Linked DNA regions of Homo sapiens: region 2 is linked to region 1. A link is a loop called in an ENCODE intact Hi-C map of the cell type or tissue named here. Cell type or tissue: B cell. All regions are shown on one strand. Each heading gives the region's core, and the rest is flanking DNA. Links, peaks and the distances in the headings are about the cores only.

Region 1 (15,105 bases), core at 6,599-10,598:
CTGCCGGGTTCAAGTGATTCTCCTGCCTCAGTCCCCCAAGTAGCTAGGATTACAGGCATCCGCCACCACACCCGGCTAGGTTTTTTTTTTTGTATTTTTAGTAGAGATGGGGTTTCTCCATGTTGGTGAGGCTGGTACCTTTTTGGTTTTTTTTTTTGAGACAGAGTCTCAGTCTGTCGCCCAGGCTGGAGTGCCCTGGCGAGATCTCTGGTCACTGCAGCCTCCACCTCTGGGGTTCAGGCATTCTCATGCCTCAGTAGCTGGGACTACAGGCGTATGCTACCATGCCCGGCTAATCTTCGTATTTTTAGTAGAGACTGGGTGTTGCCATGTGGCCCAGGCTGGTGTTGAACTCCTGGCCTCAAGTAATCCACCCTCCTCAGCTTCCTAAAGTGTTGGGATTACAGGCATGAGCCACCTCACTGGGCCCCAAGTTTGAGCTGTGTGCATTGTTCTTTTCCAAGAGAAGTTAAAGGCTCTGCGGAGTCCTTCAGTGACAGAACTGGTTTGTTGTTTTGTGCACGCTGGCCTGGGTGTTGAAACATCCTTTGACTGTCTTGTGGACCCCTTCCATGGAGCTTTCTTTAGGGCATGCCTGTGCCAGCAGTGAGTAGCCTCTGCAGGGTTAAATAATGGAATGATCTGGAATTAGATGTGTGTTTGGGAAGAGGAATGGTGAGGTCATGGTGGCTGTGGTGTGGGCAGATTCAGGGGTGCAGGCACACCTCAGCCAGTGTTGGTTTCCTCTTCTTTGCACCCTTCCTGCCCCACCCTGCTATGTGCCCACTCCAGGGATGAACTCAAGCGGCATTACAACCTGGGGGAGTACTGGATTGAGGTGGAGATGGAGGATCTGGCCAGCTTTGATGAGGACCTGGCCGACTACTTGTACAAGCAGCCAGCCGAGCACCTGCAGCTGGTGAGTGGGACCCCATCCCTGAGCTTCCCAGGGCTGCTCTGCCCCAGTTACTAATAGCCTGTGCCCTTCCCTTTCTCCAGCTGGAGGAAGCTGCCAAGGAGGTAGCTGATGAGGTGACCCGGCCCCGGCCTTCTGGGGAGGAGGTGCTCCAGGACATCCAGGTCATGCTCAAGTCGGACGCCAGCCCTTCCAGCATTCGTAGCCTGAAGGTGGGTCGGAGGGCAGTGGCTGCTGCATGGTGCAGAGGGCTTTGGATGCAGCCAGACCTGAGTGCTAGCTGTGTGGCCTTGAGTGAGGCACTTGACCTTTCTGAACCTGTCTCCTCCTGGAGACAAAAGGATCGTTTGTTGTTTTTTGCTTTTTGTTATGAAAAATTACACACCCAAAAGCAGAGAGTAGTATAATGAATCCCATAAAGCTTCACCCAGATTTAATAATTAACATTTTGTGTTGTTTCCTATTTTGTCCTTTTTCTTTTTTGCTAAAGAATTTTAAAGTAAATTCATGCACAGTGGCTCATGCCTCTAATCTTAGCACTTTGGGAGGCCGAGGGAGGAAGATTGCTTGATACCGGGAGTTTGAGACCCTGGCTCTCCAAAAAACAAAACAAAAAAAAAACAAAAAAAACAAAGCTAGGTATGCTGGCATATGCCTATAGTCCAGGCTACTTGGAAGGCTGAAGTGGGAGGATCAAGGGGCCTAGGAATTTGAGGTTACAGTGAGCTCTGATTGTGCCTCTCAGCACTTTAGCCTGGGTGACAGAGCAAGACCCTGTCTCTAAAAATAAAAAATAAATTACAGACATGACACTTTATCCCGAAAAAAAAAAGTTTTCTTACATAGTCTCATTAGCACCTCAACTGAAACATCAAAGATCTCTTAGTATCATTGAATATACAGTCTAGATTCAGATTGACCAAATTACCTCACATGACTCTTACAGCTCGTGTGTCTCAGCCAGGACCAGGCATTGTACTGGATTGTTGTTTAAATCTCTTTTAATCCAGGACAGCTTCCTTTACTCTGGGTGTAAGTTCTTTCACAGATACATTATTGATTTGCTAAAGAAGCAGGAGCCATTATCCTGTAGAATGTGCTGCCTTTTAGATTTATCTGAAGGCCTCCTTGGGGTGGTTACAACATACCCCTTCCCCCCCGTGATTTTTGGAAGCTGGAAGTTAGATGCAAAGGCCTGACTGTGTTTCGATTTCACATACCGGGCAAGAACGCTTATGGGTGGTATTGGATCCCTCATTGCATCCCTCCATCCACTATGCTGAGACTGACCAGGTGCTAGGTTGAGGTGGTGATGGTCACTTTATTGTAATGATGCAGGCATGGAGTCTTGAATTCCGCCTCCCCAGCCTCGCTTCTGCTTCCCACAGCCTCTTCCTGCTTTCTTTGAGAGCCCCAGCAAAACTTCTGCTCATGTCTGGTTCTCTCGTTCAGCCGGAGGAGGGCATTGAGAAACGGAGACAAGGTGGAGAGAGATTGTCCCAGTCCTGTACACTAGTGGCTCAGGAGCTTTGTGAAGGGCAAGGGCTGGCCATAGGAAGGAGTGGATCGGCTGAGAATTTATGTTTTACTTTTTATTATGGATAATTCAAACATTAGAATATAAAGAGAATCGTATAACGAATCCTCTTGTACTCATCACCCAGCTTAATAATTAGCAACTAGAGGCCAATTTTTTTTTTTTTTTTTTTTTGAGATGGAGTTTTTGCTCTTGTTGCCCAGGCTGGAGTGCAGTGGCACGATCTCAGCTCACTGCAACTTCCGCCTCATGGGTTCAAGTGATTCTCCTGCCTCAGCCCCCCAAGTGGTTGGAATTACAGGCACACACCACCACGCCCGGCTAATTTTTAGTAGAGATGGGGTTTCACCATGTTGGCCAGGCTGGTCTCGAACTCCTGACCTCAGGTGATCCATAGATGCCAAATCTTGTTTCATCTGTGGCCCTGGAGTTCTTTTGAAACAAGTCCCATACATCATATAATTTGATCTGGAACTATTTCTCCATGTATCTCTAAAAGATGAATCTCTTTTTTTTTGAGACGGAGTTTGACTCTGTCGCCCAGGATGGAGTGCAGTGGCATGATCTCAGCTCACTGTAACCCCTGCTTCCCCGGTTCAAGCAATTCTCCGGCCTCAGCCTCCCGAGTAGCTGGGATTACAGGCATATGCCATCACACCTGGCTAATTTTTGTATTTTTAGTAGAGACGGGGATTCACCATGTTGGCCAGGCTGGTCTCGAACTCCCGATCTCAAGTGATCCGTCCGCCTCGGCCTTCCAAAGTGTCGGTATTACAGGCGTGATCCACTGCACCCAGCCTTTGAAGAGTCATTTTTAAAGGCATAGCTACAATAACATCACACTTAAAAATTAACATTACGGCCGGGCGCGGTGGCTCATGCCTGTAATCCCAGCATTTTGGGAGGCCGAGGCCAGTGAATTGCCTGAGGTCAAGAGTTCGAGACCAGCCTGGCCAACATAGTGAAACCCCGTCTCTACTAAAAATACAAAAAGTTAGCTGGACATGGTGGCAGTTACCTGTAATCCCAGCTACTTGGGAGGCTGAGGCAGGAGAATCGCTTGAACCCGGGAGGCGGAGGTTGCAGTAAGCCGAGATCCTGCCATTGCACTCCAGCCTTGGCGACACAGCAAGACTCTGTCTCAAAAAAAAAAAAAGAAAAAAGAAAAAATATTACTGCCTTATTGTCCGGTGTGGGAATAGTCATTAAGATGGGGAAACTGAGGCTCAAAGAGAAGTGACCCAGACAGAAGACCACACAGCAGGTTTTGACAGAACTTGAACTAGAATGTGGGCCCCTGCCTCCCAGGTTTGTTCTGTGTTGTACTCTACAGGTCCAAGGATGTCGCCATCAGAGCTGGGGTCAGGTCTCTCTCCTGGCACCTGCCACTTTGTAGTGAAATGTGCTTAGTGTATCTCTTGCCCTGCCACCTCCCCCCCCAATTGTGCTGCGAGGTCTTTAAAAGCAGGAGCTGTGCCTGAGGCTCCTCTGAACCCCAGGGTCCAGATAGCCTGGCACTGGGTGGATGCTCTGGAAGCATTTTTTGAGCGGAACAGAAGAGCTGTGGCCCTCCCTGCAGCTCTGTGCCCACCTCCTCCAGGCTCCTGCCCAGGATATTTACTGGCATATCTCAGATGCGTCCTGGCTCCCCTTAACCAACAAGCTTCCCGATGGCTCTATTACAGTCGGACATGATGTCACACCTGGTGAAGATCCCTGGCATCATCATCGCGGCCTCTGCGGTCCGTGCCAAGGCCACCCGCATCTCTATCCAGTGCCGCAGCTGCCGCAACACCCTCACCAACATTGCCATGCGCCCTGGCCTCGAGGGCTATGCCCTGCCCAGGAAGTGCAACACGTGAGTCTGTGGCCCAGAGGGACTGTGGGAGGTGACCTGAGTGAAGATCAGAAAGGATGAGAACAAGTAGCAAGCACTGCCTGCAGCTGCTTCTAGAGATCCACTGGGATGGGCTGGGCAGGGGTGTGCCCTTAGGATTGGCACAGATCTGATGCCCTGTGGCTCTGAGACACCATGAACAGGGTCCCTCTACATTGGTGACTTCTGTCTCACCAGGATACCCAGACAGCGTTGTAGGGAACCCAGGGTTGGGAGGGAAAAGCAGTCCAGGGTAATGAGTCTACTTGGAATCTTCTGAAGCAAACTATGGTTTGCTCACTAGGCCAGATCTAGCCTGCTGACCCTATGGCCCAGGAACACGTTCGTTCATTTAAGTATTGCCCACAGCTGGTTTCGCACTACAAAGGCAGGGTATGTGGCCTCTTGGCTGGCAGAACCTGGAATGCACATCCTCCGGCCCTTTCTAGAAAATGTTTGCTGCCCCCAGTCTGAAGGAACCCCACCCTCTTCACTGGCTGCTCTTTCTTGGCTCCTTCGCTGGTGCCTCCTCAGCTTCCCATCCACCTGTGGCACAGCTGCCTCATTCCATGCTGTTGACATCTCTCACTTGGAGAGGCACGCTACCTCCTCCCTGATCCCCCGCGTCCACCCTCCACCCCCTCAGTCTGTTTTCCACCCAGCAGCCAGGTGTCCCTTGACACTCAGGTGGTCCAGTCATTTACTTCTTAGTCAAGTCCTGCACAGCCCACCACGATCTGCTCCTGGCTTCCCCAGGCCTCGCTGCCCCTCCTCTCTCCAGGCCCGGCCTCACTGCCTCCTTCCTGTTTCTGGAATACACTGACTACCCCCAGTCTCACTGCCTTTGACCTTGCTGTTTCCTCTACTGGGAGTGCTGTTCCTCAAGCTACCATAGTCTGTGTCCTCACTTCTTCAGGCTTCTCTTCACATGTCCCCTTACCAGGGGCATCTTGCCCAACCCTTCATCTTCAGTTTGGTGTGCACGTACCTCGTCTCTCCCACACCTGCCTACTTTTTTACTTTTCTTCACAGCATGTAGCTGTCACTCTTTAATATGATTGTTTGCTTGTATGTCTTTTCAGCCTCCCTTGATAGGAACTTAGGCTCCACAAGAGCAGGGACCTTTTTGTTCAGTGCTGTGCCCCCTGCACCTGGAATAGTGTCAGACACATAGTAGGTTTTGCTATGATGTTTACTTCTTTATGTTGCTATAATATCTATTGAATAATGACATAATTACCTAGGGATACGTAGAGGCTTAGACCCTCAGAATGGTCTAGAACTGCCTAGAATCCCACTGGAAAAGATCTTGGGATTTGAGTGGGGCTTTAGTAAGAGAATTGATGAACTAGCTCTTCACCCATGAGGACACCATGATCCTGCAAGAAGACCGAGTGTGACCTGTCTGCCTCCTCTCAGCAAGTTAATGGAAGGACCCAGCCTCAAGCAGTTCCCTTGACTCTTAATCCAGTGCTAGGTCCGTCAGTGTTGCCTTCCTTTCTTACCTCCAGGCAGCGTTGCCTGCCTGGCTTATCTCCAGCTTATTCTGGAGACCCCCATAAATTGCCGCTGGCAACGTCTCCTTGCTGGCTCCTGGGATGAATGAGCCCTGCCTTTGGATTCTCCAGGTAGCTTTGGTGACTCTTTTCCCTTACCTTGTACAGAGATCAGGCTGGGCGCCCCAAATGCCCATTGGACCCGTACTTCATCATGCCCGACAAATGCAAATGCGTGGACTTCCAGACCCTGAAGCTGCAGGAGCTGCCTGATGCAGTCCCCCACGGGGAGATGCCCAGACACATGCAGCTCTACTGCGACAGGTGAGGCAGACGGGCTGGGAGGTGGGCATCTACGACGGTGGATGTCCCAGCTGTGGCCCTAACCCGAGTGTTGGGAGTGGGTCATCTGGAGCAGGGTGAGTAGGGTGGAGAAGGTGGCCAGTTGCAGAGCACCTGCTCTGTGCCTAATGCTTCCATAAGTTCCTCTCATCTCGTCTTTCCATAATCTGCAGGGGCATGTCAGCCCCATTTTGCAGATGAGGAAATGTAACTTGGAGAGATTAAATGACTTCCTGTGTGGAGGAGAGCCGGGCTTTCAGCCTATGTGCATTGCTTTCCAAAGTCTGTGTTCTTCTTAGGATAAGAGGCCCAGGATGCACAGCTAGATAACCAATAGCTGGCAAAGCCTCTTCCCAGCCTGACACCCCACCTCCTACCCCAGGCTTTCTTTTTTTTTTTGAGACGGAGTCTGGCTCTGTAGCCCAGGCTGGAGTGCAGTGGCGCGATCTCGGCTCACTGCAAGCTCCACCTCCTGGGTTAATGCCATTCTCCGGCCTCAGCCTCCCGAGTAGCTGGGACTACAGGCGCCCTCCACCATGCCCAGCTAATTTTTTGTATTTTTTAGTAGAGATGAGGTTTCACCTTGTTAGCCAGGATGGTCTCGATCTCCTGACCTCATGATCCGCCCGCCTTGGCCTCCCAGAGTGCGTGGATTACAGGCGTGAGCTACTGCGCCCAGCGTACCCCAGGCTTTCTGTTAAGATCCTGCTGAACAGCCACGGTGGCTCATGCCTGTAATCCCAGCACTTGGAGCGGCTGAGACAGGAGGATTGCTTGAGGCCAGGAGTTCAAGACCAGCCTGGGCAACATACTGAGACCCTGTATCTAAAAAAAAAAAATTTATTAGCTGGGTGTTGGGGCAGACACCTATAATCCCAGCTACTTGGGAGGCTGAGGTGGGAGAATCACTTGACCCCAGAAGGTTGAGGTTGCAGTGAGCTGTGATTACACCACTCCACTCTAGCCTGGGTGACAGAGCGAGACCCTGTCTCAAAAAGGAAAACAAAAAAGATTCTACTGAGGGGGAGAGGGTACTGAGCTTGGGCCCCTCATAGTAACCTGGGTGGAAGGTTTTGAGATCTTTGATTAGGGTTCTAACCTGGGCTTGCATATCCTGAAATTGCATGCAGATGTTCTGAGGAGAGCGGATCTGTAGCTTCTGTTAACTTCATTAGTGGCAACAGAGTATGTAGGGGTCAGGCTCTTGCTCCCTGGGCAAGTTATGTGACTTTGTCAAGCTTCAGTTTCCTCATCAGTAAAATGGGGATAAGGACAGTCCTTAATCTCTCAGAGGGCTGCTTGAAAATGCATGTGGTGTTTAGCACAATTCCTTCATGCAGATTACGTAATCAGGATGTATGATTTTCCAAGCAGTTCATGAATCCTGAAAACTTACGAAGTGGGTATGGGAAGAGGGGAGTTGGAGGCTCATGGAGTGACGGTGATGGTCTTTTCTGGAGCTGTGATGCCTGATGGTATAAAGCACTTCTATGTCTGCTGCCTCACCTGACTCCACAACATGAGAGGCAGGCCACTTCGTCATCCCCCTAGGCTCAGAGGTGCAATGACTTCGTTGAGGTCACACAGCGACTAAGTGTCCCTCCACACCACCCTGTCTCTGACTGGGGGACTTGGAGACTTCCCTGTTTCAACATCTCATTTTGAAAACAGGAAATGAAAACCCAGAGGCAAAATGAGCTCACAGAGCCATGAAGAGGCAAAAAGGGCGAGTGGCCCCTCAAGGAGGCTGGGGGGCGTGAAGAGGAAGTCTTGCCCTGAGAGGCTAAAGGGCACCACACAGTGAGCTGACAGCAGACACGTGGAGATGGGGCTTTTGGAGGGCTCTGTGGGCTGGCACTAAGCCTCCTAAACCAGCGTACAAATGAGTTAGCGAGTTCAGCGAGAGTCAGGCCACCACCTGCCTTTCTGTTTGGCTGTCACTGTGGGCAACACCATCCTCCAAGCAGCTGAGCATGGGCTGAGTGACGTGGGGAGAGAGGCCGTTCTCTGGGCTCCGTGGGGCTGGAGCCAGCTCAGCATGTGGTGCCTGTGGCAAAAATGCTGCAGTGGACCCTGCGTGTCCTGGGCATGGGTGGAATCAGAGACTTGCTGTCCAAGTCAGAATCTCAGCTTTTCTCCTTTCTCCTCTACCCTCCTCTCAGGTACCTGTGTGACAAGGTCGTCCCTGGGAACAGGGTTACCATCATGGGCATCTACTCCATCAAGAAGTTTGGCCTGACTACCAGCAGGGGCCGTGACAGGGTGGGCGTGGGCATCCGAAGCTCCTACATCCGTGTCCTGGGCATCCAGGTGGACACAGATGGCTCTGGTGAGTTGGCTTTGGGGTCCTGGCTTAGCCCTGCTAAAAGGCTGTGCTTGCATACTTCTGGTAACAGGCAGCTCGTTACTTCATGAGGTAGCCCAGGATGTCCTTGTGTTGCTCATATCATTAGAACGTTCATTTTTATATTAAGTGATCCCTGGAACTTCCACACATTGGTCCTAGCTGTGGCTCCTGGGCTGAGGGTGTTTGCCTAAGTGCAGGATTAAGGCAGAAGGACTGAGGTCAAATCACTGGGGAATTACTGAAAGCCAAGTCTTCACTTCTGTGACAGGAAATACAAGAGAAGTGAAACGCAGGGTTCCAGGCAGGCAGCCGCCTAGTGTCTAGTTGGAGAAATAAGAAAACTGTGAGACCGCTGGGGACATGTGGGTAAAGTGGTGGCTGTTGTGGGTCACGCAGTTCCAAGGAGGTGCTAAAGGAGGTCTGAGAAGGAGGAGGTCGGGGCTGGGCCTTGGGGAAGGTTTTCTGGGAGGAGGTTAATCTGAGCTGGGCTTTGAAGAGTGGTGGATGTGGAAGAACTTCCAGGCGGGAGGGGATGGCAGGAGCAGGTGAAAACCCCGGCCTGGGCAAGGTACTGAGTGGCTGGAGGGCCGAGTGGGAGTCTAGGGGATGAGGGGCCAGGTGGTGTAAGAGGCCTTGAGTGCCGAGATGGGGAGCTCCTGCTTACACCTGAGGGCAGCAGGGGCCACTGAGGGTTTTCAGGTTTGTTTCAGCCCTCTGGCTGCAGTGAATTGATTCAGAGGGGTGGCTTCCCCAGGGCTCAGTCCATGGCCCACCCCACATTTACACAAACTACCTAGATTATTACAACTTTAAAACCACTGACAGGTAAGTAGCTCTCACATTTCCATTTCTAGCCTGGGCTTCTCCCCACGTTCCAGACTTTAATAACCAACTGCTGATTTGACATGTTCACTTACATATCTGAAAGGCATCTCGAACTTTACATGGCTGAAGCTAAGCTCCCCTTTCCCCACCCTCAGACTGGCTCCTCTCAGTCTTCCCATCTTCACCCTTTCAGTTGCTCAGACAAAAACCCCCAAGTCACCCTTGGTGCTCTTTTCTCTCATCCCCCACATCTAATCACTCAGGAACTCTGGCCAGCTCCACCTTTAAAACGTGTCCAGGATCTGACCACTTCTCATCCTCCCCACCTGCTCTGAGCCCTTGTCAGCCCTCCCTGGATCACCGTTGATCCTCCCCAGTGTTCGTCTCCACCTTGCCCTACCTTCTCTGTTCTGCAGCAGCCAGTGAGCGATGCTGTCATGACCAAGACACTATATCACTCCTCGGCTGAAAGGGGAGACCTTCCAGTGGTTTCCAAGGTCCTATGCCATCTGGCCCTCTGTTTGCTCAGAACCCTTCTCCCCACTTCCCCTCACCCTTTGGACCCTGGAACACACCAGGCCCATTCCTGAGGGCTTGAGAGCTGGGATCTCTGTTTACTCAGATAGGTTGTGCTGTCCTGGCCCTAAGGGCCCTAAGGGCTCTGCCTTCTGGGAGGTCCCTGAGCTGGTGCCAGGATGGGCAGTGGGCTGGAAGAGCTCCCTTGTACTCACTCATGCGCCTGCTTTGCCTACCAAGGCCGCAGCTTTGCTGGGGCCGTGAGCCCCCAGGAGGAGGAGGAGTTCCGTCGCCTGGCTGCCCTCCCAAATGTCTATGAGGTCATCTCCAAGAGCATCGCCCCCTCCATCTTTGGGGGCACAGACATGAAGAAGGCCATTGCCTGCCTGCTCTTTGGGGGCTCCCGAAAGAGGTAGGGGCTTGAGTTCCCTTGGGTTTGGGGAGGCGGCTGATGATGGGGCTCACAGTAGGATAATTACTGGATAATCAGGACTGGGCACTCTTTTTTGTATTTCCTGGGCCCCTCAGTCTGCCAGGCACCTTTGCCAGCCCCCAAGCTTGCCATCAGCTGGCTAGTGGCTGATCTGCGCACCTGTCTCAGCGATGCCCTGACCCTGGCAAGGGGGAGACTGGGGGCCTGGCAAGTGCAGTGGGAGAGCACTGAGCTTAGGGTCGTGTAGGTACCAGGACTTAAATCTCAGCACTGAGCTTGGGGTCAGTAGCAGGGATATTATTAGCAGCTGCCATTTACTGTGTTCTTCCTATGCACAGCCATTCTTTGTTTTTTTTTTTTGAGACAGTCTCACTCTGTTGCCCAGGCTGGAGTGCAGTGGTGTGATCTCGGCTCACTGCAAGCTCCGCCTCTTGGGTTCACACCATTCTCCTGCCTCAGCCTCCCGAGTAGCTGGGACTACAGGCGCCTGCCACCATGCCCAGCTAATTTTTTTTGTATTTTTAGTAGAGACAGGGTTTCACCGTGTTAGCCAGGATGGTCTCGATCTCCTGACCTCGTGATCCGCCCGCCTCGGCCTCCCAAAGTGCTGGGATTACAGGCGTGAGCCACCGCACCCGGCCGCACAGGCATTCTTCTAAGTGCTTTATGTGTCTGAAGCCCAGTCATTCCTCACAGTAACCTGTTAACGCAGCTGTTGTGCCCATTTTATAGATGAGGGAATTGAGGCATAGAGAGTTAAAGGGACTTGCTCCCCAGCACATGCAGGGGAGCCAGGAGCCTGCTGTCATGGTGCTTGTTCTGCCGCACCGTGCACAGCCCACAGGCAGCTCTCTGTCCTTTTCTTTCAAGCTGGGAGGAACGTTGCTCAGATGCTGGGTGTACCCGAGCACAGCCATAAGAGCCATTTCCTTTAACCCTCCTCTTCTGGGAGGCAAGCTCTGTCCTCATTGCTAGGCAAGACCTACCATGGTTTGGGAACTACAGAGCTGGGTAGGAACATGGGTCTCAGGCCACAGCCACTACCTTCTTACCAACTCTGAGGCCCATGATAGTTGGGGGAGTCAACTGCCAGCCCACCAATCTGGTGACTGGATGTCACATGCGATGCCCTCATGGATTCTCACCTTGTCCATCTACCCTTCGTCCCCCAGGCTCCCTGATGGACTTACTCGCCGAGGAGACATCAACCTGCTGATGCTAGGGGACCCTGGGACAGCCAAGTCCCAGCTTCTGAAGTTTGTGGAGAAGTGTTCTCCCATTGGGGTGAGTGGCCTGGGATACCTTTGCCACCTTGGCTTGCAGGGAGGAAGGCTGCAGGGCAGGGCCTCTGGGTCCTCAGGACACCTGTGGTGGGCTGGCTCACCCGGAATCTCTTCCTCCTTTCTCTTGGCTGCGGTCAGGATGGCCGAGGAGATGGGAGGAAGAAGGGAGCCAACAGGTGTATGTAGGTTTGGGGCAGGGGGCGAGTACACTGTACTGAGAGTCAGGATGGGGTTTGGGTCTCACCCTGGCCAGAAATTGGCTGTGGGCTTTGAGTAAGTCACCCAATCTCCCTGAGCGTCAGTTTATCCATTTGCTAAATAATGATATTGTTATCATTAATAGCTAAAATCTGGCTGGGCATGGTGGTTCATCCCTGTAATACCAGCGCTTTGGGAGGCCGAGGTGGGCGGATTGCTTGAGCTCAGGAGTTTGAGACCAGCCTGGACAACATGGTGAAACCCTGTCTTTACCAAAAATACAAAATAACTAGCCAGGCGTGATATGCACCTGTGGTCCCAGCTGCTTGGGAGGCTGAGGTGGGAGGATCACTTAAGCCCAGAACGGGGAGGTTGCAGTGAGCCAAGATTGTGCCACTGCACTCCAGCCTGGGTGACAGAGTGAGACCATGTTTCAAATAATAATAATAAATAATAATAATAATAATAATAGCTAAAATGAAGGGCCAGACACTGCTTGAAGTACTTTGCATATATTTACTTAGTCTTCACCTCAACTGTGTGGCAGGTACTATTACCCCTGTGTTAGGGGTGAGAAAACTCAGGTACAGAATGGGTAAGTGTCTTGGCCCAGGTCTCACTGCTGGTAAGCATTAGAGCAGGATGTGATTGAACCCAAGTGTCTGATGAGCTGGGTCCTCTGCTGCGTTGTTGAATGGGTCTGCGGGGATCAGAGCCAGAGAAGGTCTGACATGATCCGAGTGGCGGGGTTGTATAGGGCGAGATGGTGGTCTTTGGATAGATAGGAAGTGTGCCAAATTTGCCACACTGGCACTGTCCAGTAGAAATAGTGAACTGCACATGCGACCCATGTATGTCTTCTCAGATTGTCTAACAGCCACATTAAAAAGTAGCTGGGTGCGGTTGTGTGCATACCTGTAGTCCCAGCTACTTGGGAGGCTGAGGTGGGAGGATCACTTGAGCCCAGGAGTTTGAGACCAGCTTGGGCAACATAGCAAGACCCCGTTTCAATTTAAAAGGAAGAAGGGGAAAGAAAAAAGGAAAAACAGGTGAAGTTACTTCTGTTTAACTCGCTATATCTAAAATCTCATTTCAACATGTTGTTTGATATGTAGATTATTGAGATACTTTACATTCTTAGGAGCTCTGAGTCTTTGAAATCGTGCGTATTTTGCACGATTAAGGACATCTCAGTTAGGACTTTCCCAATTTCAGGGGCTCTATGGCAGTATGTGGCGTGTAGGTCTATATAGAGACGACAAGGGACTCACGATGGGGGCAGGCTTTCCCTGGGAGTCAGGAGTCCTCATCCTAGCCCTGAGGCTAACTCCTCTTCTCTGGGCCTCAGTTTGCTCATCTGTGAGTTGGGCCTCACAAGACTGTGTCACAGGGCTGTGGTGAGGCTTAGGTGAGCCATGGATGTGATGCCCTCAGCGGGGAGAACATCTGGGCACACCGAGGCCCAGGGCAGCATCCCCTTCCAGAGGGAGACGCACTGAGTTGGAGCCTTGAGTCCTATTCTGTACCCTGCAGCCAGCTTTGATGTGTGACCTTGGGCAAATCACAACCTCAGTGGGTCTTTTTGTCTTATGGGGGTCAAAGCATGGAGTTGTTATTGGGCCCTGACACCACCCCACTGCCCCAGGTATACACGTCTGGGAAAGGCAGCAGCGCAGCTGGACTGACAGCCTCGGTGATGAGGGACCCTTCGTCCCGGAATTTCATCATGGAGGGCGGAGCCATGGTCCTGGCCGATGGTGGGGTCGTCTGTATTGACGAGTTTGACAAGGTGAGTCTGATGAGGTGGGTAGTAGCCAAAAGGTGGGTGGCACCAGGGTATGTGACTTCCTGTGCTCAGCCAGCAGAAATCACCTCTGACTTGGGAGACATGTTTTCAATCCCTGGGCCGGTCACTCTAGTAACTGTGGGAAGCTGCTTAACCTCTTCAAGCCTCAGTTCCCATATCTGAAGAGTGGGGAGAAGAAAGGCAAGCCCACACAGTTGTTCCCATGATTAGAGGTGACCTGGTTGCTGCCATTGGCCTTGCGTGGAGCTGGTATTCAGGAGTGAGGGCTGCTGTTAGTTTTCCTGTTTCTACTGCTCCCTGCTCCCTCACTTCAGTAGGTCTGATGATATTTCTCTCTTCCCCACTTAGATGCGAGAAGATGACCGTGTGGCAATCCACGAAGCCATGGAGCAGCAGACCATCTCTATCGCCAAGGTGAGTGGCCCTCCATGGAGAGCCCAGCCTGCAGCAGCCCAGCGTGGCCCAACCGTCCTCAGGCTGCCCTGATTGGGACCAAGTTCTCTTTGCCCAGGCCTAGAATCTGTGTGTGTGTGTGTGTGTGTGTGTGTGTGTGTGTGTGTGTGTGTGTGTGTGTGTGTGTGTAAACGTGTATATAAGAAGGCATCTTTGCCATCTCCTCCCCCTTTTCGTCGTCTGTCGCCTGTTAGGCTGGGATCACCACCACCCTGAACTCCCGCTGCTCCGTCCTGGCTGCTGCCAACTCAGTGTTCGGCCGCTGGGATGAGACGAAGGGGGAGGACAACATTGACTTCATGCCCACCATCTTGTCGCGCTTCGACATGATCTTCATCGTCAAGGATGAGCACAATGAGGAGAGGGATGTGGTACGTCCAGGGGCAGGGCTGGTGGCCATGGGACCTGCCTCCAGGCAGGCTTGTGATTGTGTGGGAAGGAGAATGGAGAACAAGGGCCTTGGCTGGCAAAGTCCTGACTGTCAGGCTGTGAAATTGGGGAGCACGTGAGAGGGCGGTTGTTGTGGACTGCAGAGGATTGAAGCAGGGTCTGGAGTCCTGTGGCCTGCTCTGCCTCTGCCGTGAGTGATAAGCTGTGTGATTTGGGCTAAATCAGTTTCTCCCTGGGCCTCAGTCCCTTATATATGAAACAGAGGAGTTGACATTGGGTTATGAGTAATAGAACCTCAGTTCTGGTTAGTAAATTTTTCAAAGAAAAAAACATAGTGGTTTATAGAATTGGTAAGTCCGGCGGCTTAAGGCCCAGGTAGATCTGGATTCTCAAACAACTGTCTCTGCCTTTCTGTTCTGCTTCCCTTGGTGGAATCTTTGTACTTGGGCAGCTGTTCCTCTTGTGGTGGCAAAGACAAAATAAGATTTTGTCCTGTTAGCTTGTAGCTTAACAGCCCCCAGGAAAGAGGAGGCCCCGTCTTTTCCAGTACTTCTATCAAAAGTCCCAGGATAGACTCCTATTGGCTTGGGTAGATCCTATGTCCATGCCCAAGTTGGGGTGGACAAGATACATGCCCCAAGTCGGGGTGGACAAGCTGAACCCACCCCTTTATGGACCAGGGCAGA
Region 2 (15,105 bases), core at 7,444-11,443, 130 kb after region 1:
GGGTTTTCTGTGACTTGCAGTTGACTAATCCTAATCCTTATTGATGCAGCCTTAGAAGGAGCGGAGAAAGTGGCTAGGAGACTTGTTTTGGTTCTCAGAGAGTGAGATGGCCCCACCATTCGGCAGAGAGGCAGAAGTTGTGGTTGAAGTGTATCTGGATCTAGGCAGGGCCTGTTGACCTTGCAAGTTTTATAAATCATTAATGGTAGCACTCATTTGATCTCCATTCATTCATTTACCTTTTCATTTATTTCTTCAGTTGTCCCACCATTCACTCATGAGGTTTATCTACCCATCCATTCATCCATCAAAACATTCCATGAGGCAGGTATTCATGGGGCTGGGGTGTGAGTTTGAGCCAGGCAGGGAACAGTTTGCAAATGAAGCTCAGCTGGGAGACTGGGAGCAGGGTCTTTGGAACTGGAGTGCCCTATCTGAGGCCTGGCAGTGCTTGCTCTCTCATCAGGCTTCTGCCTCTACTGGAGGCACATCTGTGGAGTGGTCAAATTCAGGATTACAGGAGTGTGCCAGTCCCAGGGAGGGCCAGAGAGCCCTCCAGGTTCCTTGGGGACTCCCAGGGCAGGTGTCCTCCCACCCCATGCCCTGCAAGAGAGCAGGCAGTAAACCTTTTAGCTCAACTGCACCTTCATTGTGTCATGAATGGTGGTTGATATCAGCAAGAGAATGATTCATGTGTCTTGTAGTTTCTGGAAGATCTAGAAGGCGTAAAGTCCCTGCTTAGGACACATGCTAAGAATATGCTGGAAGGGAGTCAGAAACTCATGGGCCTTGTACGTTTTCTCCAAAATTGAGCCAGGATCCTGGGGGAGGAGTGGGATTAACAAAGATCACAGGACTTACTGGGGTGGAACGAGGCTGAGACAGCAGAGACAAGGCATATTTGATAGAAAACAAAAAGTGGATGAAAAAATGACTCCCTGGATGTCTGTGGTTCACCCAGAATAAGCCGGTTTTTTCCTGGAACTTCATGAACCTGTACTTTCGCAGATGTTTTGGTCAAAACTGAAGGTTACAAGACAGAAACAAAGCAAAAGTATCTATCTCTGTAATCTTTTGTGATATAACGAAGCATCCCAAAAGTTTTTTTTTTCTTTTTTTTTGGAGACGGAGTCTCGCTCTGTGGCCCAGGCTACAGAGTAATGGCATGATCTTGGCTCACTGCAACCTCCGCCTCCCAGGTTCAAGCAATTCTCCTGCCTCAGTCTCCCAAGTAGCTGGGACTACAGGCATGCGCCACCACTCCTGGCTAATTTTTGTATTTTTTGTAGAGATGGGGTTTCACCATGTTGGCCAGGCTAATCCTGAACTCCTGACCTCAGGTGATCCACCCACCTCGGCCTCCCAAAATGCTGGGATTACAGGCGTGAGCCACTGCACTAGGCAGGCATTTCAAAACTTGATGGTGTAAAACAACAATATTTTTATGATTTCCCATGATTCTGTGGTAAGCTGGGCAAGGCTCCTGCTCCACGTGATCATGGCTGGACATGCAGGCAGCTGCATTCAGCTGGTGGCCAGAAGGTTCTAGAAGGGCGGTCAGTTCTTCTCCACATGGCCTTTCTTGCCACATGGTCTTTCCCTCTGGCAGGACAGCCTGAACTTCCTTACATGGTGGTGGCTGGACTCTGAGAGTGAAAGCAGAAGCTTCCAGGCACCCCCCACTTTTTTTTTCTTTTTTTGAGATGGGGTTCAGCTCTGTTGCCCAGGCTGGAGTACAGTGATACAATCATAGCTCACTGCAGCCTCAAACTCCTAGGTGCAAGTGATCCTCCCACCTCAGCCTTCTGAGTAGGTAGTACTACAGGTACACACTATCACAACCAGTTAATTAAAAAAAAAATTTTTTTTAGAGATGGGGTCTTGTTTTATTGCCCAGGGTGGTGTCAAACTCATAGACTTAAACGATCTCCTACCTCAGCCTCCCAAAGCACTGGGATGACAAGCATGAGCCACTGCTCCCAGCCACTTCCAGGCCTCTTGGGGCCCAGGCCTGGAATTGATACAGCCTCACTTTTGCCACATTCTATTGGTCAAAGCATGTCCCGCATTATCTCAGACTCCAGTGCAGAGAAAATAAACTCCATCTCTTGGGAGGCATCGTCAGTGGCCACATTTGCAGACAAACTTCCGTCGGAAGTTGATGGGATCATGGAGCCTAGAAAAAAAGTAAGATGTGAATGACACAGGTTTGACCTACGCACAACTTCATGGACACACACTTGGTGCCTAGAGTGAGACTCATCATACATCAGCTTAGGGCTTAAGCCAGTGTTTGCTGCGGCTGACTCTGCCTCTCTTCTACTATGCTGCTTTCCTCTTCATCAAACAACTCCATCAACTGGAGACCACTAAAAGGAAAGAGAAATACACCAAGGCCACAGTCATTAGCATCCTGGAACATTGGATTCTATTTCTGGCAGATCAGAGGTAGTTGGCAAACCTCTGCCCCCGTCTCCCCAGCTCAGCACTCTGAGGTAATGAGCCCACTGTATTATGTGGCATTAGCAGAAATGCTGGATGCTGATCAAGAGAGGAAATAGACTCCCGTCCTCCATCATCAGCAGCCTGCACCTGGGGCTTGGGGTTCAGCTGTGGCCTCAGGGGAAGGCAGCTCCCATTTATTGAGGGCCTACTGTGTGCCAAGTGCTGTGCTAGGTGCATCTGGTCCCTGCTTTTTTCTCAAGCCTCATCTTGCATTCTATTCCCTCTCTCTGATTTCCAACCAATCTGGGTCTATTTTAGTGTTTTCAAACACGCTGCTCTTTCTCTTCCAGGTCTTTGTATGTACTGTCCCCATTGCTTGATGCACTCTCCCTGTCTCTTAGTCAGGTTAACTCAAATGCATCCCTCAGACCTTAGGTTCTCTGCTTTCTCTGCTGGACTGAAAGTTTCTCTGGGGTAGTGCCACACCCCCCGAAGTACTGCTTGGCTCCCGGCCCAGTGTTCTGTAAGTATTTGTTGAATGACTGAATGATGGAGTGAATGACTCCTCACAACAGCCCGTTTTGAAAGATGGAGCAATTGAGGCTCAGAGAGAACTAGCTTGTCCAAGGCCAAGATAAGGTGAGAGGCAGAGTCAGGATTTGAACCTGGGTCTGTGTGGTGGCCAAGCTTGTGTCCTTTCGACTACACCTGGCACTCAGGGGTAAATGAAGGAGTGGACGATGGTGATGGGGAGCGGGATAAGGTGTCCGAGAAAGAGGCAAGGGCAAAGGCACCTCTGTCCCATTGCTTCCAGGTAGTAACACCAGAAATGGAGGTGGAACCTGGGGCTGAGCTACCAAGTCACACAGAGTTCGGCTAAGCCTCTGGGAGCCTGGTCTCCCAGTGTCTCTTAGACTGAGGACTTACAGGTGCCTGCTCTGTAGACAACAGGTGTCAGGCCAGCAGCTCAGCTGCTGCCAGAATCCGGAGGGTCGTGCTAATTCCCAGGTTCTTCGGTGCCCTCCAGTTAAAGGGACCCACAGAAGATTCCAGGTCAGAAACAGGAGGTGTTAGCACCAGGGAGCTGCATGGGAGGTGGTTCCTGTAGCAGAGAGAGCACTGACTCCAGAGTCCAAAAAACAGACTAAGAATCCCAGCTCCATCAATTATTGCTGACTGACTTTGCCCAGTTACTTCACCTGTCTGAGCCTCAGTCTCCTTGTCTGGAAAATGGGGATAATAAGACACTCCTCATATGGTTGCTCAGAAAGCCAAATGAGTTAACTTTGTAGCAGACTGAGAACAGGGCCTGCCTCTCCAGCTGGAGCCTGGCATAAGGAGAGCAGTTGGTAAATGTTAGGCTAGAAGGCCTATTGTTCCTCCATTGCCATGGAACCTTTGCTGCTTCAGCTTCTCTCCCACATAATAGTTTGCTCTGCGTGTTTCCCAGGGCTGTTGGAAGGATCAAATGTGATAGAGGATGGAGGAGACACCTGTCAAATCCTGTCTGAAGGGAGAAAGCTGAAGGAAGTTGTGTTGCCTTTGTGTCTCCATTTGGACCACACTGGGCCCAGGCCAAGGGACTCAATAAACACCTAAAAAGGAGCAAAAGGTCCATAGGCTTGAGAGATGATGATGATGACAACAATGATGGTGGCTATGATGATGACGCTGACGGTGATGGTGATGATGGTGGTGATGATGGTAATAATGATAGTGATGATGGTGGTGATGGTGATGATGATGATGGTGGTGATGGTGGTAAGGGTGGTGATGATAATGGTGATAATGATGATGATGGTGATGATGGGAATGATGGTGATGATGGTGATGATGACAGTGATGATGATGATGGTGATGATGGGGATGATGATGACAGTGATGATGGTGATGATGGTGATGGTGATGATGATGATAGTGATGATGGGGAAGATGATGACAGTGATGGTGGTGATGATGACGATAGCGATGATGGGGATGATGACAGTGATGATTGTGATGATGGTGATGATGATGATGGTGATGATGGGGATGATGATCACAGTGATGATGGTGATGGTGATGATGATGATGGTGATGACGGGGATGATGATGAGAGTGATGATGGTGATGATGGTGATGATGATGGTGATGATGACGGTGATGATTATGGTGATGAAGGCAATGGTGATGATGAGGATGATGGTGATAGTGATGGTAATGATGGTGATGATGACATTAGAAAGAGGGATGCAGTCCAAGCCTTAAGAAGACAACAGGGCATCATAAAAAAAGATCAAAGGATAGTTGTTCAAACACCCAGATATCTTTAAGTCCAGGCTCTGCCTCTAACTAGTCAAGTGACTTTGGGCAAGTTGTGGAATATCTCTGAGTGTCAGTTCTGCCACCTGTAAAACCGAAACAAGAACCCTGCCCTGCATGCTTCACAGGTAGCCTCCATGGGGATCACAAGCATTTTCATACACACAGGCAGCTGTGGTTACTGCTGCTGTATCCGAGAGCAGATCCTAGCCCAGGCAGCTGTTGCTATCAGTCAGACTTAGTTCAAGCTCTGTTATTTCCTTGCTCAGGTGTTGTCAGCCTCAGTTTTCTCATCTACAAATGACTCTAATAATGCTTCTCCACGTAGGGTTGTGGTCTGGCTAAAATGGGTCCATGTAATTACAGGGATCCACCCAGTGCCTGCAAAGAGTGGGGGCTCCATAAATGGTCTTCATTGTGATTGCAAGCCTCTGGTCCACTCCAGCTCTTTCTCTCCTGGCTGCCCACTCAGCTTGGCCCAACCTGGTTGATCACAGTCATCATAGTTCCCTGCAAAAATATTCTGTGGTGCATTCTCAAGGACTAGATGAGGTCACAAAGGGCTGCCCTGTATGGTTGTGTAGGTTGCTTACTGTGCAAGGGCACTCAGCTGAGGAAATAGCTTGTGCCTTTCCTTTCAAAACTGAGAGCTTTCCCTCAAAGCTGAGAGCTTTAAAGACGGCTGCCTCTGCCTGGGAAAGGAACCTTTCTTTTATTTGCATAAAAACAACACATGGGCTGGAAGGCACCTGAATCACCCGTGGTGGGATTAAACCAGCTTGGAAATGTAGACTCGGATGGGTCTCAGAGAGCACCCAACATTCTTGTTGGACAGAGGAAGAAACTGACCACTATTTATTCATTCATCCAACTTTTACTGCCCACTGATTGACAAGTACCACCTCTCCTCTCAAGAGGGCGAGGACCCCATGACAGATTATTACATGCTTTTCAAACCTATTTGGATATTGATTCTGGACATCAAGAGTTTATATAGGAAGCTCTGGCCAGATGCAGTGGCTCACACCTGTAATTTCAACACATTGGGAGGCAGAGGCAGGAAGCTCGCTTGAGCCCAGGAGTTTGAGACCAGCCTGGGCAACATAGCAAGACCCTGTCTCTACAAAAAATTTAAAAATTAGCCGGGTGTGATGGTGCATGCCTGTAATCCTAGGTATTTAGGAGCCTGAGGTGGGAGGATCGCTTGAGCCCAGCAGGTTGAGGCTGTAGTGAGCCATGATCACAACACTGCACTCCAGTGTGAACTACAGAGCAAGACCCTGTCTCCAAAAAAAAAAGAAAAAAAAAAGAGTTTACATAGCAAGTTCAGAGAGTAAAAGATGATGCATTATCCAAATCTATTGGAACCCCAAGTTTCAGATATGAGTAGCAAGAGTTCAGACAGTGAGGGTTGAATCCAAAAGCAAAAGATTTCTGTAAGGCAGCTCCATGGAGCACAGAAGAGAGAGCAACCAAGACTTCCCAGAGGCAGTGATGCTTGATTCCAGAAGGAAAGCTAGGAGCCTGCTGGCAATCCAGAGATGAGCAGCCCCTCAGGCACAGGCTCCAGCATGTGCAAAGACCTAGGGTACAGAGAGCCTGGCAAGCTCAGGGAACTACAAGTCAGTGTCTTTGGCTGGAGCATAAAGGAGGGGAGGAAGAATGCCGGGCAATGAGGGTCAGAGACGTTAAGTGGCCCATTCAAGGGTCACACAGCAAACTTCTGTTTAGTTGGGATTAGAACCCAGGCTCCTGACTGAATTGGGGCTTGCTTGGATCATCGGGCTCAGTGGGTGGGGGGAGGGGCAGCAAGAGGCAGAAATGGTCAGATGCACCGGGGGCAGGGTGTGGCTGGTTCAGCTGTGCTCCTGTTGATCTTTGGCCTGGTGGGGCACCCCTCCTCCCATGTCATTGCCAGTCTGCCTTCAGGGATGTTTGGTGAGGCCTTGAATGCCAGATGAGGTGCCAGCCTGTTCCGGCTATCTGCCCTCTGTACTGACTGGCACCTGACCCAGTGCCCCAGTCCAGCTGAGCTTATGCAGCTGGTGACCCATTGACCTCTGATGAAGTTCAAGGCTGGCACAGATGCCCAGGCCTGCCAAGGCAAGAGACTCAGTTAGAGGCTGTGTAGTCTGGGATGGTGCATTCAGCAGGAAAGAATGAGCCTGTCATGAGCATGTGTTGAACTTGGTCAAGCCACAAACCGTCTCTTTTTTTTTTTTTTTTTGAGACAGAGTCTCACTCTGTCGCCCAGGCTAGAGGGCAGTGGCGCAATCTTGGCTCACTGCAAGCTCCGCCTCCAGGGTTCATGCCATTCTGCTGCCTCAGCCTCCCGAGTAGCTGGGACTACAGGCGCCTGCCATTATGCCCAGCTAATTTTTTCTATTTTTAGTAGAGACAGGGTTTCACCCCGTTAGCCAGGGTGGTCTCGATCTCATGACCTTGCGATCTGCCTGCCTCGGCCTCCCAAAGTGCTGGGATTACAGGCGTGAGCCACCATGCCCAGCCCCATCTCTTTGTCTACAAAACAGGAAGGCTGGGCCACATGACCTCTATGGTATCGCCAACTTCAATCTTCTGGCCAGTGCTTCTCAAACTTTGGCTTGCATCAGAATCACCAGGAGGGCTGGTTAAAACCAGGTGGCCTGGCCTCACTCCCAAAGCTTCAGGTTCACCGGCTTAGAGTGAGGCCTGAGATTCTGCATTTCCAAGTCCCAGATGATGCTGATGCTGCTGGTCCAGGGACCACACTTTGAGAATTACTGCTCTAGCAACCCTGGGTGCACATTAGAATTACTTAGGGGAGCTTTAAACCGTATGGTGATGAAACCCAACTCCAGAGCAATTAAATCAGCATCTCTGAGTGGGGAGCCTGGGTTTTGGTATCTTTTAAAAGCTCCCCTAGGTGATTCTAATGCGCCGCCAGCATTAGGAACTGCTGTTCTAGAAAAGCAGCCTGACGTGTGCTTTTTTTCCTATTGGAATAATTTCTCTTGGACCCCAGCTCAGCCTCTCATTAGCTGCCTGGTTTTGAACAGTCTCCCTGAACCTCAGTTTCCCCTTCTGTAAGTGGGGCTGTTAGGAGGACTAAGTGAAACTCTGCTTCACTGTGTCTGTCCACCCTTCCCTGTGTCCAAGGAGAGCTTGTACGTTTCTTCTGCTCTGAGACTGTTTGGCTGAACACAATTCAATAAGCATTTATTAAAAACTTATAATGTGTGAGATGCTGCCCTTAATGATGTGAGAATAAAAGGATGAATCAGGCTCGGTCCCCACTCAAAAGAGCTCACATGCTAATGGGGGTGACGAGGCATGTGTCCAAAATATGAAGCAGGAAGTAACACCGGCTACGGAGGAAGTAATCATGGTGAAGGCCATTATGTGTGAAGCACTTCGCAGTTTATTTTAATCCTCCCAACAACTCCACGAGGCAGCTACTATTGTAACACCCACTTTTACAGGCCAAGAAACTGAGGCTTAAAGAGAGGACCAGTTACCCACAGCACAAGAGCCAGGCTTTGGTGCTGTGGGAGCCCAGAGGAGGAGATTCACACCATTAGAAAGGCTGGGAGTAAGTTTTGTGGGGAGAAGTGTGGACACAGTGCTTTGAAGAATGTGTAGGAGTTTGATGGGTAAATACAGAGAAAAGGGTATCCCTGATAAGAAACCAGCATACACAAGCTCAGAGGAGGGATAGCTTCTCTTCTTTAGAGACCCGGAAGTGATTTGATTTTGCTGGAATGGAGGTTGAGTGCAGGGCATGGTGGGAATCACGTCCTGGTTGGAGGCCTTGTTCGCTAGGATAAGGAATTTAGATTTTTAGACTTTATATCTTTTTTTTTTTTTTGAGACAGAGTCTTGCTCCGTCGCCCAGGCTAGAGCACAGTGACACGATCTCGGCTCACTGCAACCTCTGCCTCCTGGATACAAGCAATTCTCATGTCCCAGCCTCCCGAGTAGCTGGAATTATAGGCGCACACCACCACGCCTGGGTAGTTTTTATATTTTTAGTATAAAATTATTATATTTTATATTTTTAGTAGTAGGGTTTTGCTATGTTGGCCAGGCTGGTCTCAAACTATTGGCCTCAAGTGATCCTCCCATCTTGGCCTCCCAAAGTGCTGGGATTATAGGCGTGAGCCACCACACCCAGCCCAAGATTTTATATCTTAAGCAATGGGGAGCCCTTGAAAACTCTTGAGCAGGAGGTGGCAGTTTTAGAACAGGGCTAAAATGGTCACAGGTTATATGGGAGAGAGAGGGTGACAGGGAGCCCAGGGACGAAGGGGGCAGCTATGACAAAGGGTCTGATGAGGGATGATAAAGCAAGTGGGTGGGGAGGGGGGAAGGGGAAAATAGGCACATGTGAGAAGTGTGCTGTTGCTACACAAAGCTTCCTTGGGCATCAGTTGATCCCTTATGTGTATTTGCTTATTGACTGAGCCCTACCATACCAGGAGTGGGGGAGGGCAGGAGCAGAAGACAGAGGCTGGGGCAAGTGGACCTCCCAGGGTTCTCACTCCACATGCAGCTCCCCTCGCGACTGGGATATGGTCAGTGGGACATGACCCATTCTGTTGAACAACTCTGCAGAAGCAGGGAGCAATTGGTTCTTGGGCCGTCTGCTACATTTCCGTGATGGAGGTGGCAGAGCTGGCCCAGCGACCTGAGTCTTCCTGACCCCAGCCTTCCAGGTGAAGCGTGCCACCCTGCTCACCTCCCACTGCCAAGTTCACTGCCAGCTCAAGGCTCACAGCCTGTGTGTGTCATGCCCAGCACAAACCCTCCCGGGCTGAAGCCAGTTCCCAGAGGCAAAGTCTGGATGTGGAAAATGCACCAGGCTGCAATCCTGCCACTTGCCACCAGGTGACTTTGGGCACATCCCCTTAGCCCCTCTGTGGCCTAAATTGGGGCATTAAACACAATCAGGTAGTACAGGTACTGCACCCTCCACCCCCACCTGCCCCATCCTCTCTGGTTAACTTTCCTGGAGAATCTCAAGATGTTACAGAGACAAGCAAAGCAAGTCACTTTCCATATTCAAAGTCCCAGGCCATTTTAGTACTTCTGTCATTCTGTGGACCCATCAATATCATACCCATTTTAGAGATGGCACAACCAGGACCCAGAGACTTTTCATGACGGCCCAGGGTCAGATATCTAGGTAGTTACGGAGACAGGACTTGAACGCCAGTCTCTCAGCCAATGGAGCTGACCCCTCAGGTGCCCTCCCAGACCCCTGCGTCCTCTCATGAGGTAGGGAGGCCAGATCTGGGTTGGGGGTGAGGCTGGCAGACATCCCTGAGGTCCAGGGATCTGGAACTGAGGGACACAGACACAGCATCCCATCCCTTTGCTGTATCACACAACGAGAACATTCTCTTTTAAGCCTCCTGATATGTGAAGGAGAAAGTCTCTGTTAGGTGCTAATGGGTATTTAACACCTCTCCAAACCTTGCCAATCTCCCTTTTTCACTGAGGGCACACATCTCAAGCCTTGGCAGGCCACGGTTTCCAGCTGGAATTTAATAACCTTGCTTTGTTTTCACTGTGCTTATTTTAACTCTTACTTTCTATTTATGGCAAGTGATACTGATTTCCCATTTAAGGCAGTGATATAATGATTCTCTAAAAAAACGTGTTTAAGGGGTGGGGAAAGTGGATCTGATATTTTAAAAAATATATTAAGTAATAAGTGGTGTGGAGATATGGCCCAGTGAGAAGGCCCGATGTCTGGCCTAGGTCAAGCCCCTCATTTAAAGGTGGGGAGGGAGAATGCAGGCAGGAGACGCAATGCTCAAGGCACCTGGTGTGTCCCCGTCGGCCGTGGTCTCTGAGACTCGCATGCCTCGAAGACCTCTGGCTACTAAGCCTAGGTGACTCCCCGCCCCTCTGGGCGACACGTGCATGGCCCATGTGCCAGTCCGCAGGGTCCCGTGGGCACCGTGAGCTCGGGAGGGAGGCGGCGGCTGGGACAGGCAGGTTGGACACCTGGGAGGGCACCCGGGGACTTCCGCGAAGGAGGAGGGCGCTGGAACCGTGGCGCGCTCGACCTGGCCGGGCGCAAGCCGCTGGAGACCCCGGCCGAGTGGGCAGGCGGCCGGACCCCATGCGGGTCACCTGCGGCCAGGCCGGGCGTGCGTGTGAGCGCGTGCGCAGACGTCAGCCTCCGAGGCCCGGGCCGCCTTCTGGGCAAGGTGCGCGCGCCCAGCGGCCCCGGCCCCACGCGCCCGGACACGCGGAACCGCAGACCGCGGCGCCCCGGAGGCCGCGAAAGGGATGGGCGGGGCCGGGCCGCGGGACCCGCCTCCCATTGGCCGGGCGCCGGGGCGAGGCGGGGCGCCGGGGTGGGGCGGGGCGAGCGGGCTCTGGGGGGCAGACGCTGGCGCTGGGCGGCGGGAGGCGCGGCTCGCGGGGGGCCGAAGGAGCAGGTGGGCGACGCTCGCAGGGGCGCGGGAGGGTGCCGCTGGGACCGTCATCAGGAGCCTGGGGTTCTGCCACCTTTCGGAGGGATCAGCGACCTCTTCGCCCTGCGGGTGACAGTGGGGCATCTGCCTGCGAGAGGGGGAAGGAGGGAGAACCCAGGGCCACACACAAAGTTCTCCTCATCTGGGGACAGGAGGAGGTGAAGGAGGAGGAGCCGGGTTGATGCTAACTTGGAGCTGCGAAACCTTGGGGCGGCGTTCAAGGCCCCCTCCCACACGCGCGCAGAGCAGAGCGCCCTGCTCCTCCTTCAGCTGCTGGCGTCGCCGCGCGGGGAGAAAGAAGCCGTCCCTCCGGCGCTGGGAGAGCTGCAGAGCCGCGGGCAGAGAAGGAGGCCGCGGCCGAGCCCGGCAGCCCGATACCCCCCATCCGAGCGACCCCCTTTGGGGCAGGCGGAGAAGGTGGCATAGGCGACCAGGAGGGTTCGCCCACCTGGGACACGCACCCACAGTCACCTCCAAAGGACCCCCCCTCCCCAAGTCTCTAGGAGCTGCTCCTTCATCACTGGAGTCGCCCCTACCTCTCTGCCCCCAGCCCGAGAGCCCCAGGCGGGGACCCCCGGATCGGACGTCCCCAAGCCTCCGGGCACCTGGCTCAGCAGGAGGCCCCCGGCTCGGGGCAGGGCAGGGCCGGCGGCGGCGAGCCGGAGCCCGCCCCCTGCCCGGGCCCCGCCGAGCCCTCGGAGCCCACCCATGGGGCACCTGCCCCTTGCGCCTCCTTGCCCGGCCGCGCCCAGCCCGGCGTCCCGAGCAGCGCAGGGGAGGATCCCCGCGCAGTGACCCGGGAGCCACCACAGACTCTGGGAGGCTCGGCGGCTGGAGCAGCAGGCAGCTCCCCGCAGCTCCCGGCGCTTCCAGGCAGCTCTCTGAGCCGTGCCAGAGGCCCGGCCCGCCATTCCCAGGTAGGAGACGCCCCAACAGAGCTGGGCATCTGGGGGAAGTGGAGCAGCCGGGAAGAAAGGGTAGAGGCTTGGAGGAGGAAAGCTCAGTGATTCCTTAGATGACCAGAGAAAGTGAAATTGATTGAGCACCTACTATGTGCCGGGATCGTCTGGCAACTTTGCATACCTAGAGAGAATTAAATTCGTTGAGCACCTACTGTATGTGTCAAACTGAGTGCTATACCCTTGACTTAATCCCAGGAAAGAAAGATTTATTGAGCTTCTACTATGTGCTAGTTTTGGTGCCACAGGCTTTGCATTTAAAGAGCTAGAGTAATAGCCCATTTAAATAGGAGGAAACGGGGGCTCAGGGAAGACGAGTCAACTACCACAAACACTCCTGTCCCTCTTCTGGAGCTGGCTGCAGCCTGCATTACCTGGAGGTGGGGAAGGAAGATTAAGAAGCTCCTTCGTTATCCAGAGTTCTTGAGCTTTTTCTGGGTTGGTGCAGAGTGAGTTTCCTGGATGATTCCCTTCCCAGGAGGGGTTTCCTGTAACTTAGCTGTCTTGGAGGGCCCGGAAGGCAGCTCTGGAGGCCTCTCTGTGCCCTCCCCTCCCCTTGTCCCCAGCACCAGGAGGATGACAGGGGATGTTGTCCAAGACCTCATGGAAGGTGGGAAGCCAGGCTGGGAGGGAGCAGCCAGGTCAGGAGCCAGTGAATCAAGCCTCCTGTGGTGTCAGAGACAAGATGGGGTCCCTGCAAGACCTGCGCCTGCATTCCAGTCCAGCCTCACCAGGCTGCTCTAGGCAGCCCCACGACTGCCAAGATAAAGTGCCACGAAGAAAAGAACCCAGCATGTGTTCAGGTTTGCTGCGGGTCAAGAGCTGGGTCAGCCTCCAGACTTATTGGAAACCCAGGGCCACACAGGGGGTTTATGTCTTACCATTAACAGAGGAATAACCTGAGCCCCAGGAAGCCAAGTCATTTGCCCAGGGCTGCCGGGCTGGTGAGAGGCAGAGTTGGCCTGCCAGAAGTGGATGCCTGCCTACCTTCTACCACCTGAGCTGCCAAGGGTGGTGGGGTTGGCTTTGCCAAGCTCCCGGACTCTCAGAGTGGCAGCTGGAAGCCAGTGATGGCAATGTGCGTGTCCAAAGAGGCTGAGTGTGCACTGATGGAGGAGGCATGGGGGTGTGGAGGAGGGGCAGTGCAGTGAAACAGGCTCTGGGGCATACACCGGGAGGACACGTCCAGACTCTTGTCCTGCTGCCTGTGCCCGTGTGACCCCTTCATCTTTCAGGCAGGCCCTGGGAGAGAGGCTCAAGGGAGAAGTGGTGAATCCACAGGTGCACTTGCTCAGAGGTGGCTGGCAGGGTTAGGGGAGAATCCTGGGAGGTGCCTGCCCCCTTTCCGCTCCGCTGCCTGCAGGGAGAGAGGGAGTGAGAATATAGTATGTCTCGGCGTCATCCCCCCGCCTGATGCCAGCTGAGGCTTCACTGAGACAGACAGTGTTTTGGAAAAGACCAGTTTTGGCTGGGGGTGGGTTTTCATAGAGTTAAGAGCCCAGACTTTGAAGCCAAACAGCCTGGTTCTGATCCCAGCCCAGCTAGTCATCTGCTGTGTGAACTGGGGCAAGTGACTTAACCTCTCTGAGCATCAGTGTCCCCATCAGTCAAGTGGGCTGATGGATGCCTTCCTGGCTGTGGTTACTGTGCCCCCAGGATGGCGTCCCCTCATCTCTGCTCTGGGAACTTTCTGGCTTCCACCTGTCCTCAGAATGGCCCTGTGATGGGGTCAGTAGTCACAGTATGTGCATTCAGATACCTGTGCCGCTAGGGGGTCTCCGTTGAATTTCCTGCCTCTCTGAGCCTCCTCTCTCTGATTCCTTACTTCCCCTCTCTGATTCCCTGCCTCCTCTCTCTGACTTCCTGAAATCCATTCAGTCACTGATATTGGACTCTAAATTCCCAAAGGGCTCTTCAAACTCATCCCTGTCTGCTCCTCGCTGTATGAGGTCAGCCTGGCTGAGGATGGAGAAGGGAGAACAGGCTGCAGAGGAGAGATGTGCCTACGAGGGTGCCCATGGTGCCACCTCTGGGGGAAGAGAGGGAAGAAAGATGTGGAGGCAGGAGGCGGAGCCCACAGAGGCACTGTCCCCTGGCGTCCAGGTGTCCAGATGTCTCACACAGCCCCACGTGGCTCAGGCCATGTGAAGAATCAGTCTTCTCTCAGAGATAAAAACCACAGAGGATTTTTTTTCTCTTTTTCCCCACCCTGATTCCCTGTCTCTTATTTCTGACTCCTTGCCTCCTCTATCTGTCACCTTGCCTCCTCTCTCTGACTCTTTGCCTCCTCTCTGACTCCCTGCCTCCTCTCTCTGTCTCCCTGCCTCCTCTGTCTGACTCCCTGCCTCCCCTCTCTGTCTCACTGCCTCCTCTCTCTGACTCTCTGCCTCCTCTCTCTGACTCCCTGCCTCCTCTCTCTGATTCCCTGCCTCTTTGACCCTCTGCCTCCTCTCTTTGACTCCCTGCCTCCTCTCTCCGATTCTCTGCGTCTTTGACTCCCTGCCTCCTCTCTCTGACTCCCTGAAGCTCATTCAGTCATTGCTATCAACTCGTCTGTACCAAGCTCTAGGCTGGAGGCTGGGCAGGGCAATGATGGAGACAAATACTGTCCCTGGGAGCTTCTGGCCCCTTTCCCATCCTGTTTAGACAGAAGTGACCGCCAGCAGAGTCAAGCTGTCTGCAGAAGGACTTGGGGAGGGGGCTGTCATGGGGTAGGGCTTCTTTCCCCCCATCTCTGCTGAAGGCCCAGGCTGGCTGAGACAGCCCCGGCAGAGACTGAGAAGGGCTCCCTGCTGTGGTCTGGCAGCCCCCTCTCCACCCTCCTCTCTCTCATTTCCTGCCTCCCACACGTATGCCCTGGGCACCTCATCAGGGCTGCCCTAGGGGAGGGCCCTCCTTGGCACAGCCCCTGGGCCAGTCAGGTGGTTGAGGCT

What was found. Peaks named below come from ENCODE experiments on the same cell type or tissue, not always from the same donor. Only the 100,000 strongest peaks of a DNase experiment are listed, where the experiment ranks them.
Region 2: a loop joins it to region 1, with 9 times the contacts of the local background. A loop is called at or near these places in 1 of 110 quality-filtered maps.

What each region holds. Positions count from the first base shown.
Region 1 is chr22:35,402,415-35,417,519 of GRCh38, forward strand. It overlaps MCM5 (minichromosome maintenance complex component 5), which reads left to right. Exons shown (of 17, transcript NM_006739.4): 3 at 793-919; 4 at 1,000-1,128; 5 at 4,139-4,311; 6 at 5,994-6,149; 7 at 8,330-8,496; 8 at 10,096-10,267; 9 at 11,461-11,572; 10 at 13,415-13,558; 11 at 13,925-13,990; 12 at 14,224-14,400. Among named protein-coding and RNA genes, the nearest start is that of MCM5, 9.8 kb to the left of the region's middle. RefSeq lists enhancers at 7,645-7,704, 7,795-8,014, 8,095-8,234. In B cell, for the core only: a CTCF peak has its summit at 8,801; DNase peaks (open chromatin) are centred at 7,957 and 8,797; H3K4me3 peaks cover 1,417 bases; H3K27ac peaks cover 3,750 bases.
Region 2 is chr22:35,529,371-35,544,475 of GRCh38, forward strand. It overlaps RASD2 (RASD family member 2), which reads left to right and starts at 11,461. Exons shown (of 3, transcript NM_014310.4): 1 at 11,461-12,130. RefSeq lists enhancers at 10,123-10,685, 10,686-11,248, 11,249-11,811 and a silencer at 10,933-11,152. In B cell, for the core only: CTCF peaks have their summits at 9,619 and 9,819; DNase peaks (open chromatin) are centred at 9,671 and 11,051; H3K4me3 peaks cover 808 bases; H3K27me3 peaks cover 1,641 bases.